3 separate regions of the Homo sapiens genome follow, and regions 2 and 3 are each linked to region 1. Evidence: chromatin contacts called from ENCODE Hi-C data. All regions are on one chromosome and are shown on one strand. Each heading gives the region's core, a stretch centred on a gene start or an enhancer-like site at or near the end of the contact. The rest is flanking DNA. Distances are from core to core; before and after follow the strand shown. Region 1 holds the start of ZNF331 (zinc finger protein 331). Region 2 holds the start of ZNF610 (zinc finger protein 610). Region 3 holds the start of ZNF841 (zinc finger protein 841).

What was found. A loop is a pair of places that touch in the nucleus more often than their neighbours do. Pooled maps may share reads with other maps.
Region 2: a pooled map shows a loop between it and region 1 (4-fold over the local background). The contact joins the promoter of ZNF610 here to the promoter of ZNF331 in region 1. A Hi-C loop is called at or near these places in 6 of 50 pooled maps.
Region 3: a loop to region 1 is called in a pooled map, with 4 times the contacts of the local background. The contact joins the promoter of ZNF841 here to the promoter of ZNF331 in region 1. A Hi-C loop is called at or near these places in 6 of 50 pooled maps.

Annotation. Positions count from the first base shown.
Region 1 is chr19:53,536,813-53,540,333 of GRCh38, forward strand. It overlaps ZNF331 (zinc finger protein 331), which reads left to right and starts at 1,333. Exons shown (of 6, transcript NM_001079906.2): 1 at 1,333-1,484; 2 at 2,404-2,470. RefSeq lists enhancers at 1,061-1,577, 1,363-1,412.
Region 2 is chr19:52,334,980-52,338,789 of GRCh38, forward strand. It overlaps ZNF610 (zinc finger protein 610), which reads left to right and starts at 1,264. Exons shown (of 6, transcript NM_001161425.2): 1 at 1,264-1,527. RefSeq lists an enhancer at 3,048-3,548.
Region 3 is chr19:52,093,994-52,097,587 of GRCh38, forward strand. ZNF841 (zinc finger protein 841) reads right to left here and starts at 1,772. Exons shown (of 7, transcript NM_001136499.2): 1 at 1,582-1,772.

The sequences.
Region 1 (3,521 bases), core at 83-2,582:
GAACCCCTTGAACCCAGGAGGCGGAGGTTGCAGTGAGCCGAGATCGCACCATTGCACTTGAGCCTGGGCAACAAGAGCGAAACTCCGTCTCAAAACAAACAAACAAACAAACAAAAAATTATTCTCTGGAAATTCTGGGTAACGTCAGTGGATTACATCAATGTTAATCTTCTGGTTGTGGTATTATATACTACAATCACCAGCTGAGGTAACCAGGTGAAAGGTACACAAGATCTCTCAATTTTATTTCTTGTAACTACATATGAATCTAAAGTCTATCTAATTAAAAGAGAAAAAGATTTTCAGAAAAAAAGCATTTTGTGAACATACTTCAACATTGTGTACAACTATAGCTACTTCCTTGGCATAAATACCAAAAAGTGGGATTTTGAGTCAAAATGAGACTGTGGTTAAGTACCTGCAACATCCTGTAGACCCTGTGACGTTAGTACTTGGAATGAGAGCGGGACTCACGGGGCATAACTGCTACCTGTACATTGTTTACAATGCAGCAAGCAAGGGACACCGAATAGCAGCTCCGGCAGCCTGTGCTAGCGGCCTGCAGAGAATTCCAGGTGACGCTCCAGAGGGGCTAGGAGAGGATACCCTTCTGAGGACAGCCATGGCTCGCCCGGCATCACCCCACTCAAGAGGCCAGACGGGGTCCCAGCTGGGGTGACACAGCTCCTTTCCCAGTCGGGAAGGGGCGTCTGCAGGGACCAGGAAGGGCTTAGCTTGGGGCTGCCCGCTCCGGCACCGACCTGGGACGCGCCCTGAGGCCCCTGCCTGGGACCGTCCCGGACTACATTTCCCAGAGACCATCCAGGAGTACGCCGTGCTGCATGCTGGAACACGGGGCTTGGGGCTCTGGTTTCCCCCGACGGCCCCGCGTCCTCTTCTAGCCTCACCCTCTCCCGAGGCCCCAGCGTTGGGGGACTACCGGGTGCGTCTGCGGCTTTGGGAGAGTGGGAGGAGGGAAAGGGATGGGAGGGGTGCACGCACACGTGTCAGTGTGTCCGCGTGTCAGCATCTGTGCAGGCGCACGTGTGTGTCGGGCTCTGTTGTGTCTGCACATGCGTGTCGGCATCTGTGCGTGCGCACACGCCCGTCAGGGTCTGTGTGCCCGCACAGGCACGTCAACAGCTGAGCACGCTATGTATCGGGGGTCTGTGTACGCTCACATACGTGTCGGGGTCTGGGTACGTGCACATACGTGTAGGGGTCTGTGTGCACATGCGTGTCGGGCTCTGCTGCTGTCTGCGCGCTGCGGCCGCTGGGTGCGCGTGCGCATGCGCGCTGGCCTCCAGGGGGTGGCGGGACCGAGTGTGTGACGCACTTGCGTGGGAGTACGAGGCTGACGCGGCGGCCCTGTCCCCGTAACTGTGACACGGGTGCACGCGAGCGTCATTGGGGGCGATGGGGGCCGTGCTGGGTGCGCGTTTGCACCAGTGACGCAGCCGCTGCATCTCCGCCAGTCCGCGCAGGTGAGATTGGTGCGCGTGGCTCCGAGGGGAGACGGGCACGGGGCTTCTGACGGTGACGCACTTGCTGGAGAGTGTGGGGTGACACAGCCGGGCTCTCCCCATAACTGGTGACCGGGGGTGCTCCAGAGGCTTTGGGTCAACGCAGCCCGTGCCTGTGAACCTCGGCGGTGCGTCCCTGGGACTCTGCTCCGTGAGGTGCGCTCTGGGGGTTGTGCGGGGGCAGCGGTCGGGACGGGTCTCCGTGGCCCACGGATGCACCTCTGCACCGTGTGGGGTGGTGGGGCCCGTAGCATGGCCGTGCTGGGCGTTAGTGGGTATGAGGGGCGCAGATGTGTCTCAGGACAGAGTGAGCTGTGGTGAGGCTGAGCTGTGCAGACTTGTGCTGGGATGGGTGATCGGGCCTTCTGGGTGACGCAGGTGTGTGTGACAACACAACCTGTAGCTTCAGCGTCTCTGTGCTGGGATGGATGATCGGGCCTTCTGAGTGATGCAGGTGTGTGTGACAGTGCAACTTGTAGCTCCAGCGTCTCTGCTGCTTCCCCTGCCTTCACCTCCTAACCAAGCGGTACCTGCCTGAGAACAAGGGCCGCGGAGGGACGTGAGCGCCTGAGCCTCGCCTGGAAATTCACCAGCAAGAAGGCAGAAACAGCCATGAGGTGACGCTTTCAGAGCCAGAAGTGCTGTGCATGCAGGCCACCTGAGTGACAGGGGACGGTGGCCTCAGGAGTAGAATTCCTCCTGTAGAGGGACAGGTCCCTGATGTGGGAGACAGGGAGGGGGGCAGCTCCACGCGTCATCATCTCAATCGCCACAGCGTGCTCTTCAGGAATCTCCCAGAAACTCCATCTCGGGGCCTCGTATTTCTCATTGGTTTTATTAGGTATGGCAGGTGTTACCCTTCCGGTTCTGTTTTCCCCAGGCCAGCATCCTTCAGAAAAAGCATCCCCGAGGAGGAAGACGAATCGTTAAACATCTGAAAGGGTCAGGTGAGTATCCTTTTTTTTTTATATTAAATGATATGTGTTTATAAGACTTAAGACCAAACATTAAAGGTAGATGACCAAGATTTGAGTCCTGTTTCTGCCTCTTAGCTTTTTGAGCCTTCTGAAGATAGGCTTGTGAGGAGGGTGAAATGCATTAACACGCATAAAACCCATAGACGCGCACCCCTGAGTGGGAGTGCACAGTGAGTGCTGCTGTTTTGTGCTAAGTCTGGATGTCTGTACATCAGGAGCAACGTACATATGAAGGTAACTGGGATGGGTGTTTGCAGGTTCACAAAATGAACCACAGCCTCAAATGGCCTAGAACTGTTATCCTTAACCTGAGGGCCTGCCTTTAACTCCACTTACAACTTTCCAAGGGACATTCTGTGTATATTTACTGTATGTGATTATCAGTGTTAGTGTATCTGTCCCCCACCACCACCACCCTAAGGAGATACTCTGTAATTTCATGGCATTAAGAAGGATGGACATGCCCCAAAGACATTTAGACCCATTGGTCTACAATCGAAGGCTGTGTACCTTGACCACAATTATTGTTCAGGATGGTGGAAATGGTTAAGTAATTATACCACGTTCATTTCATGGAATACTCTGCAGCTACAAAGAAGTAAGTTTAGTTATAACCGTAAGAAAGAAAAATGCACCTGACATAATATTAAACACTACTAATAGTTATTAACAATAGTAAATGAAGGAAATGCTTCAGTTGCCTACAAATTCCATTGAATAAGATTTTTGTAAATACCTTATCCAACATGACATTTTAGTATATTATTTAGGATTATTCATGAATCCTTCAAAAGAGAGGAGCCTGGCCACATTTATTGAGCGCATTTTTGTACCATACTCTATTGTGTTTTGCACACACTCCTTAATTTATTCTTACCTTAGTCTGTAACAAAGTACCATAGACCGGTGGCTGAAACCACAAACATTTATTGCTCACAGTTCTGGAGGCTGGAAGTCTGAGAAGAGGGTACCAGCATGGTCAGGTTCTGATGAGGGCCCTTTTCCAGGTTGGAGACTGTCA
Region 2 (3,810 bases), core at 14-2,513, 1.2 Mb before region 1:
TTAAAGTTATTGGTTTTTTTAAAAGCAACAGTTGGGCCGGGTGCAGTGGCTCACCCCTGTAATCCCAGCACTTTGGGGGCCGGGGCGTGGGGGGGGGGTGTGGATCACGAGGTCAGGAGATCGAGACCATCCTGGCTAACACGGTGAAACCCCATCTCTACTAAAAATACAAAAAATTAGGCGGGCGTGGTGGTGGGTGCCTGTGGTCCCAGCTACTCAGGAGGCTGAGGCAGGAGAATGGCGTGAACCCAGGAGGCGGAGCTTGCAGTGAGCCTGGGTGACAGAGCGAGACTCCGTCTCAAGAAAAAAAAGCAGTTGGTGGTGGCCTAACATCCCTCCGGGGACAGGACCCATCGCCGAACGATGGGTATGGTGGCATGTGCCTGTAGCGTTTTTAACACACAGGGAAGCGACCGCCAGACTCTCACGGAGATGCCCCGTTCGTTCTGCCTTGGGCCAGGTAAATACGGATTCCCAGGTTGGCCTTAACCCTCCAACGCGCTTGGCGTTGTCCCTCGGAAACTCTCTAGAGATGAGCACTCTAGAGATGACTCAGTGGACTGGGAAAGGCAGACCCACCTCAATTTGGGTGGGCACAATCTAATCAGCTGCCAGCACAGTCAGAATAAAAGCAGGCAGAAGAACGTGAAAACACTAGACGGGCTTAACCTCCCAGCCTACATCTTTCTCCCGTGCTGGAGATCAGAGATGATGATGGAAAGGGAGAAGATTTCTATTATGTTCTGTGGGCCGTCAGCATGAAATTGCACATGCTACCCAGGCAGGGCTTTGCATTTCACATTTTAACTTGCATCGCCTTCACACAGAATTCCAGGCCTTTTAAATTAAATTGTTAAAATTAGTTTTTATTTACTTATTTATTTTAGGACAGAGTCTACACTGAGTATAGCACTGGGTCTACACTACGCCCAGGCTGGAGTGCAGTGGCCATGATAGCTCAGTGTAGACTCGAACTCCTGGGCTGAAGCGATCCTCCAGCCTCAGCCTCTCTAGTCGCTGGGACTACAGGTGCCTGCCACCACGGCCGGCTTAAAATTGATTTTAATAGCAGGAAATTTCCTGGATCTAATCCTCAACTGACGTTGCTTTGCTCCGGCAGGATCCCAGTTTGCAGAGGGCTGAGCTGCTCCAGCCTCACTGCCAGCAAAACCCGGAAAACAGAGGCACTGGAGGCGTGGCCTAGGGAAGCCCCGCCCCGTCCCGTCCCGGTCCGCTCTCTATGCTGCGCGCGCGCAGTTTTTTGCAGACCCGGAAGCGGATCGCGTGGGTAGAAGGTCACACCGCAGCGCGTCAGTTTCCCTTTGTTTAGATTCAATCTGGGCTTCCCAGCTCCCCCGCGCTTCTGTACCCGGGATCTGAGAGTCAACACAGACCTTGAAATCCCCGCACCGCTCCCTCCACCCCGTGTAAATTCAGGCGTCTCCGTGAGAGTCCGGCGCTCGCTTCCCTGTGTGTTAAAATCGCTCGGCGACGGGTCCTGTCCCCGCTCGTTCTGCCTTGGGCCAGGTAAACACGGATTTTCGAGACTCCTTTCCGCTTAAAACTCTTTACTGACCCAACGTCCTGCCCCGCGCTTTTAAAAGTCCTTACCGCAAGGTGGATTCCCGCCCGGGGAGCCTCCCAACCTCGCCCCCGGCCCCTGAAGCGCAGCGCCGCAGCCCCAGTCCCGGCGGGGGAGGCCGCGTCCTGTACTGGGTCCTGGGACCCTTGAGACCCCACACTTCTAATAATTCAGCCCCACCCTTTTCCTCCTTGATCCGGGCCTTCCTACTCCCCAGGCCTCCCCTTCGCAGCCATCGCTACTCCCGACCCCCGGGTGTGGGGACGTGACTTCTTCTGTCTTAGGACATTCAGGATTCTTCGTCCCAAATTCCATCCCACTAAAAATGTGCTCTTGGCGGAGGTGGGCACCTTATTGTACTCCCCTGCCTATGGATGTGTGGGGAAAGATGGTGAAAGAGTGGCAGGAAATAGAAAAATTTTGAAAAAGAAGCATGAGGGAGATCCATAAGCAGACGGCAGAGAGTAGCTGAGAGATTTACAGAGACAGTGAATGAAGCCGAGAATGTAGCAGGGGGAGAAAAGTAACTGGAGAAATGTAGAGAAAAGCTGGGTCTCCAGAGAGATGAAGATGAAGCAAGATTGGGAGAGGGGCAGAAAGGGGGAGGCTCCTCAGACAGAGTAGGGGAGAGGAGGAGGGATTTGGAGCCAGGGCAGACAGAGCAGCATGGTGCTGGGACAGCAAGAGGGGGCAGCTGATGACAAGGAGAGCAGAGGGAGAACCACAGCATGGGGAGGCCTGGGATCCGGGGGGGCCAGAGAGTGGGGACAAGAGAGTGTAGCAGGGAAGAGGAAATTTAACAGGGAGAACAGAGAGGAAGCAGAGATAGGGAGGGCAAGAAACAGGCAGAATGGAAATTGGGGACAATCAAAAATTGGACACAAAGAGGAACAAGGGGTAAAACAAATTGCCAGAATGGAGCAGAACAAATGGAAGAGAAGGAATAGAGGGAAGAGGGGGAGAAACAGCAGGAGAGGAGAGGGGCAGAAAAATAAGCCAATTCTTATGGGAAAAATGAAGTGAAAAAAAGCAGGAGAAAGAAGGTAAGAATGAGAGAGCTGTACAGAATGAGGGAGGGAAACATACTAATGACAAAAGAGGGGGAACCTGAGTGCAGATGAGCGATGAGTTGATGGACTATTATGATCAAATTGTGATATACTGATTTCTCTAATTGTAATCTAATAAGCACAAAATTTATTTCAAAAGTACAGATGAAGATGAGACTTGCAAAGTTCCTGCCTATAAGGGAAGTGCATTTTATAATTCTTGACATCACAAGTTAGCTTCCATTCACAATCCCTGTTCAGCCAGAGGGCAGTGACTTGCCTCATTCGGGTGTGGGTGAGTGGGTAAGACAGGAGGAAAAACCAAAGCGTTTTTCCTACGCTTACAATCAACACAATAGTGAACACCCAACACAGAATGCCACATCTCTGGTCACCAAAATGTGTTGGGGATTACTTCCCACCCACAAGCAGTTCATCAGACACCACCTGGGTGTTGTGTAATTTAACTCAATTTCACACTAACACTATCTATGTGGAGTTAGCCTCAGATTCTACAGGTTGAGAGCTCAGTTCCACAGGCATGCTCCCACTTCAGGTGCCACTTGCAAGTCCTGGGTTGGGACTTGAACCTTGTGACCAACCAACTATGAACCGGGGGTTCCCATGACCCTTTCCTCACATTTTGTGAATTTGCTAGAGTGGTTCACAGAACTCAGGGAAACTTTTTGCTTAGTTTCACCCATTTGTTACAAACCATATTACAAAGGATACAGATGAACAGCCAGATGGAAGAGCCTTCCTAGCAAACTAATCAAAATGAGGGGCTTTTGGACCAGGCGCAGTGGCTCTTGCTTCTAATCCCAGCACTTTGGGAAGCCAAGGTGGGCAGATCCACTTAAGGTCAGGAGTTCAAGACCAGCGTGGCCAACAAGGTGAAACCCCATCTCTACTGAAAATACAAAAATTAGCTGCGCATGGTGGCGTGTGCCTGTAATCCCAGCTGCTTGGCTGAGACACAAGAATCTCTTGATCCCAAGAGGTGGAGGTTGCAGTGGGCCAAGATCGCACCACTGCAGCCTGGGCAACAGTGAGACTCTGTCTCAAAAAAAAAGGAGGGGCTCTTAGTAAACATGTTTTTTTTTCTTTGAGACGGAGTTTCGGTCTTGTTGCCCTGGCTGGTGTGCACTGGCGCGATATTGGCTCACCACTGAAGGGGTG
Region 3 (3,594 bases), core at 522-3,021, 1.4 Mb before region 1:
GTCCCCCCCCAAAACAAAACAGAACAAAGCCAAAAAAAACACCAAAGACATATCTTGTAGTGACAGTCAGTCATTTCTTGCCCCATTTCTCCCCTCCTTTATGCTCTACTCCATCATTGGGAAGAAGAGAGTTACCACAAATAACTGGATCAAGTCACTGCCCTCTGGCTAAATAGGAATTCCAAATATCTTTTGATACAAATACATACAAAATGCACAAGGCTTATAGAAAAAACTTTGGTGATTTTCATCCTCATGAGTACAACTTAAACATATTTCAAATCAGAGTATAAAGCCACAAATCAATATATTACAACCACCATCCATATCCAATCAACTGTCACGCATCTGGATGGGGTCCTCTCCCGCTTTCTTCACGGCTATGTGTTTCCCTCTCTCATTCTGAGCGTCTTTTTTTTCTCCTTTTCTGTTTTGCACCCCTTTCTTTATTCCCTCTTTTATGTCTGTTCTGCCCAATGCTCTGCAACTTACTTCACCTCTCGTAGCTCTTTCTCCCCAATCTTTCCGATTGTCCCCAATCTCCACGTATTTCTGCCTCTTTTCCCCCATCTAAGCTCCCTCTCTGCTCTCCTTGTTAAATTCCCTCTTCCCTGTTACATCTCCTTTGTTCCCACTCTCTAGCACCCCCAATTTCCTAGGCTTACTCCCTGCTGTGGTTCTCCCTCTACTCTGCTTGTCACCCACTGCCCTCTCTCCCTCTCTTTCAGTCCCAGCACCACGTAGCTCTGTCAGCCGCGGCTCCAACTCTTTCACCTTCTCCCCACTGTCTGTCTGTCTGCAGTGCCTCCTCCTTTGCCGCCCCACTCTATTTTGCTGCCCTTCATCTCTCTGAAGGTCCCCTTTTTTTCTAAATTTCTCTGTGTGCTTTTCTCCCCCTGCTACTTTTTCCATCCGTTCTCTTTCACTCTTGCTCTCTTTGCAAGTCCCTAAAGTATCATCCATTTTGCCGTGTATTTATGGGTCTCCCTCATTCTTTTCTCCTCAGTTTTTCCTTTTGCTCCGTCGTTCCCCGTCTTTTCCTCTCCTGATCCCTCTCACCCACACATTCGGGAGGAAAGGGGAGGAATAGGATGCCCACCTCCCGGAAGAGCACATTTTCCAGTGGAGTAAAATTTGGGAAGGAAGAACACTGGGTGTCACAAGACAGACTCAGGTAACCTGTCCCAACGGGGAGTCAAGAAAAGCAGTGGCTGTGAAGGGGAAGCCTGGGGAGCGGAAGGACCCGGCGTGAGGACGACACGAGGTGGCGCGGAGAACGATGTCTCACGACAGGGAGGGTCTGCAGAATCCCAGGACGTGGGAGGAGAAGCGGCTCCTTCAGGAGCCGGACAGTGGGCGCTCCCCTCCAGGGGCAGACGACGGAGGAGCTCGGGGATCGCGAAGGGCGCTAGTCCACATCCCGAATGAGGACTCGACTTGGCGCGGGGCCCAAGCAGAGGGTTTTAAGCGGGAACACTACCTGAATGGGGTTGTCTACATGGTCCTAAGGAAGAAAGGCAGAGAGCAAGGAACGGCCTCAGAGAGATTTTAAACCGAAAGGGAAGCAATTCTCCTACTTACTTGGGACGAAGGGGCTGTTGCGGGTATTTTAAGGTCCGTAGCGATCCCCAGGTCACGGGTATGGAGAACCGAGGACTGCGAAGTGCACGTTTAATCAAGGTAGACGAAGAGAAGCAAACGTTTAATCCAGGTAGACTGAAACACACTCATAGCGACGTGGCCTTTCCCCAGCGCGATCTGCTTCCGGGTGTGCAGGAAACTGGGCGCGGAAAGAAAAACTGGGCGGCCTGGGGGCGGGGCCTAGGCGGGGCGCGACTAGGAAAGGGCTGGGCGGAAAGACTGGCCTGACTTGGGAGTGGCCCGAAAGGGTGGTGGGAGGCCCAGGGCGGTAGGGGGCGTGACTAGGTGGGGCTTGGCTGGACCGAAAACTGGGATGAAGCGGGGCCTCCAGGGGTGGGCGGGGCCGAGGCGGGGCCTGTTCTCCACTCCGCCTCTCACCCAGCAGGATTTTGTTTTCCAGGTTTGGGAGTATTTGTGACTATTTCTTGTCCTGTGAAGCAGCGTTGCTCCTTGCCCATTTTAAATTAATGTTTCAGAATTTAAGGTTGAATCTTAAAGTTGTGGTCCACTTATACTGGAAACTAAGATGATTTATTCTTAACAAGTTGAACTGATTTAAGTCAAAACCGATTTTTCCGAGCCTGGTGGACTCCATCCAGTCTTACCAGAAAAGCTGAAGCTACTCAGTAGTCAGGGAACTGGGATCTCGGTGGGGATTGGATGTGGAGCAGTGACTGGATCCAGGAACCCAGAAGACATTATGCCAAGCGAAATGTGCTAGACACAGTGTAGAAAATGAAATAAGTAGAGGTTCCTCTTCAAAGGGACTTTCCTCCCAGTCTAATTGAGAATAGATAGTAACCTCTCTTAGAAGCAAAATTTACTCAAAGACCTGTGCTAATATTCTTAAATATCTGCTAGCCATAATAGATAAATCAATATACTCTGTGTTCTTAGCTCCCACATTTTAGCCTAGATATTTGCCCTGGCATGCCTGAATTGTTCCAAGCAAGCATTAGGTCACAGCCTATTCCTCTTCCTTATTTGGAAGTGTTTTTGCCTCTCTCAGCCTTCCACAAGTTACTTCCTCTCTTCCTTTGTTCTCCTCTGCCTTTGCCTCTTTTGGGAAGTTCTAAGGTGCTAGCCAATCAGGTCAAGCACAGAATTGGGTCCGATTCCAGCCAATGGAAACCAGACACAGCAGTAGGGTGGACGCGTCAGGTTATTATTATTATTATTTTTTTTGAGACGGAGTCTCGTTCTTTCGCCCAGGCCGGAGTGCAGTGGCGCTATCTCGGCTCACTGCAAGCTCTGCCTCCTGGGTTCACGCCATTCTCCTGCCTCAGCCTCCCGAGTAGCTGGGACTAGAGGCACCTGCCACTGCGCCCAGCTAATTTTTTGTATTTTTAGTAGAGACGGGGTTTCACTGCGTTAGCCAGGATGGTCTCGATCTCCTGACCTCGTGATCCGCCCACCTCGGCCTCCCAAAGTGCTGGGATTACAGGCATGAGCCACCGCGCCCGGCCAGATGCGTCAGGTTATAAATGACCCTTCTCTTTTGTTCATGTGTACTCTCGTGGCAAGACTGCTAGTGAGCAGCACCCTTTCTGCAGAAAGTAAACTAGCCTTGCTGAGAGATCCTTTGTCTCAGTGTTGATTTTTGCGACACTGAGCACCCGTTCCCAACACACACAAAGAAACATACTTCATGCACTTACTTACACGTGCTAAGTACAAACATCAAATTCAGAGTAACAAAGTAGAAGGGTGGTTTCCAGGGCTGAGGGTGTTTCCTATGCCTGTCCCACCATTGTATTTTGGAAGCAGATAACTTCTCTGGCTTCACAGATTCACAGCTGGGCAGAAACTTTGCCTCAGGATGAACCACACCTTGTGTCTCACCCATATGTGATTCAGATAATATTTAGGTGATATTTGGGCCTTAGAGTTGATACTGAAATGGATTAAGACTTTTCAGATGGGCCAGGCAAGGTAGCTTAGGCCTGTAACCCC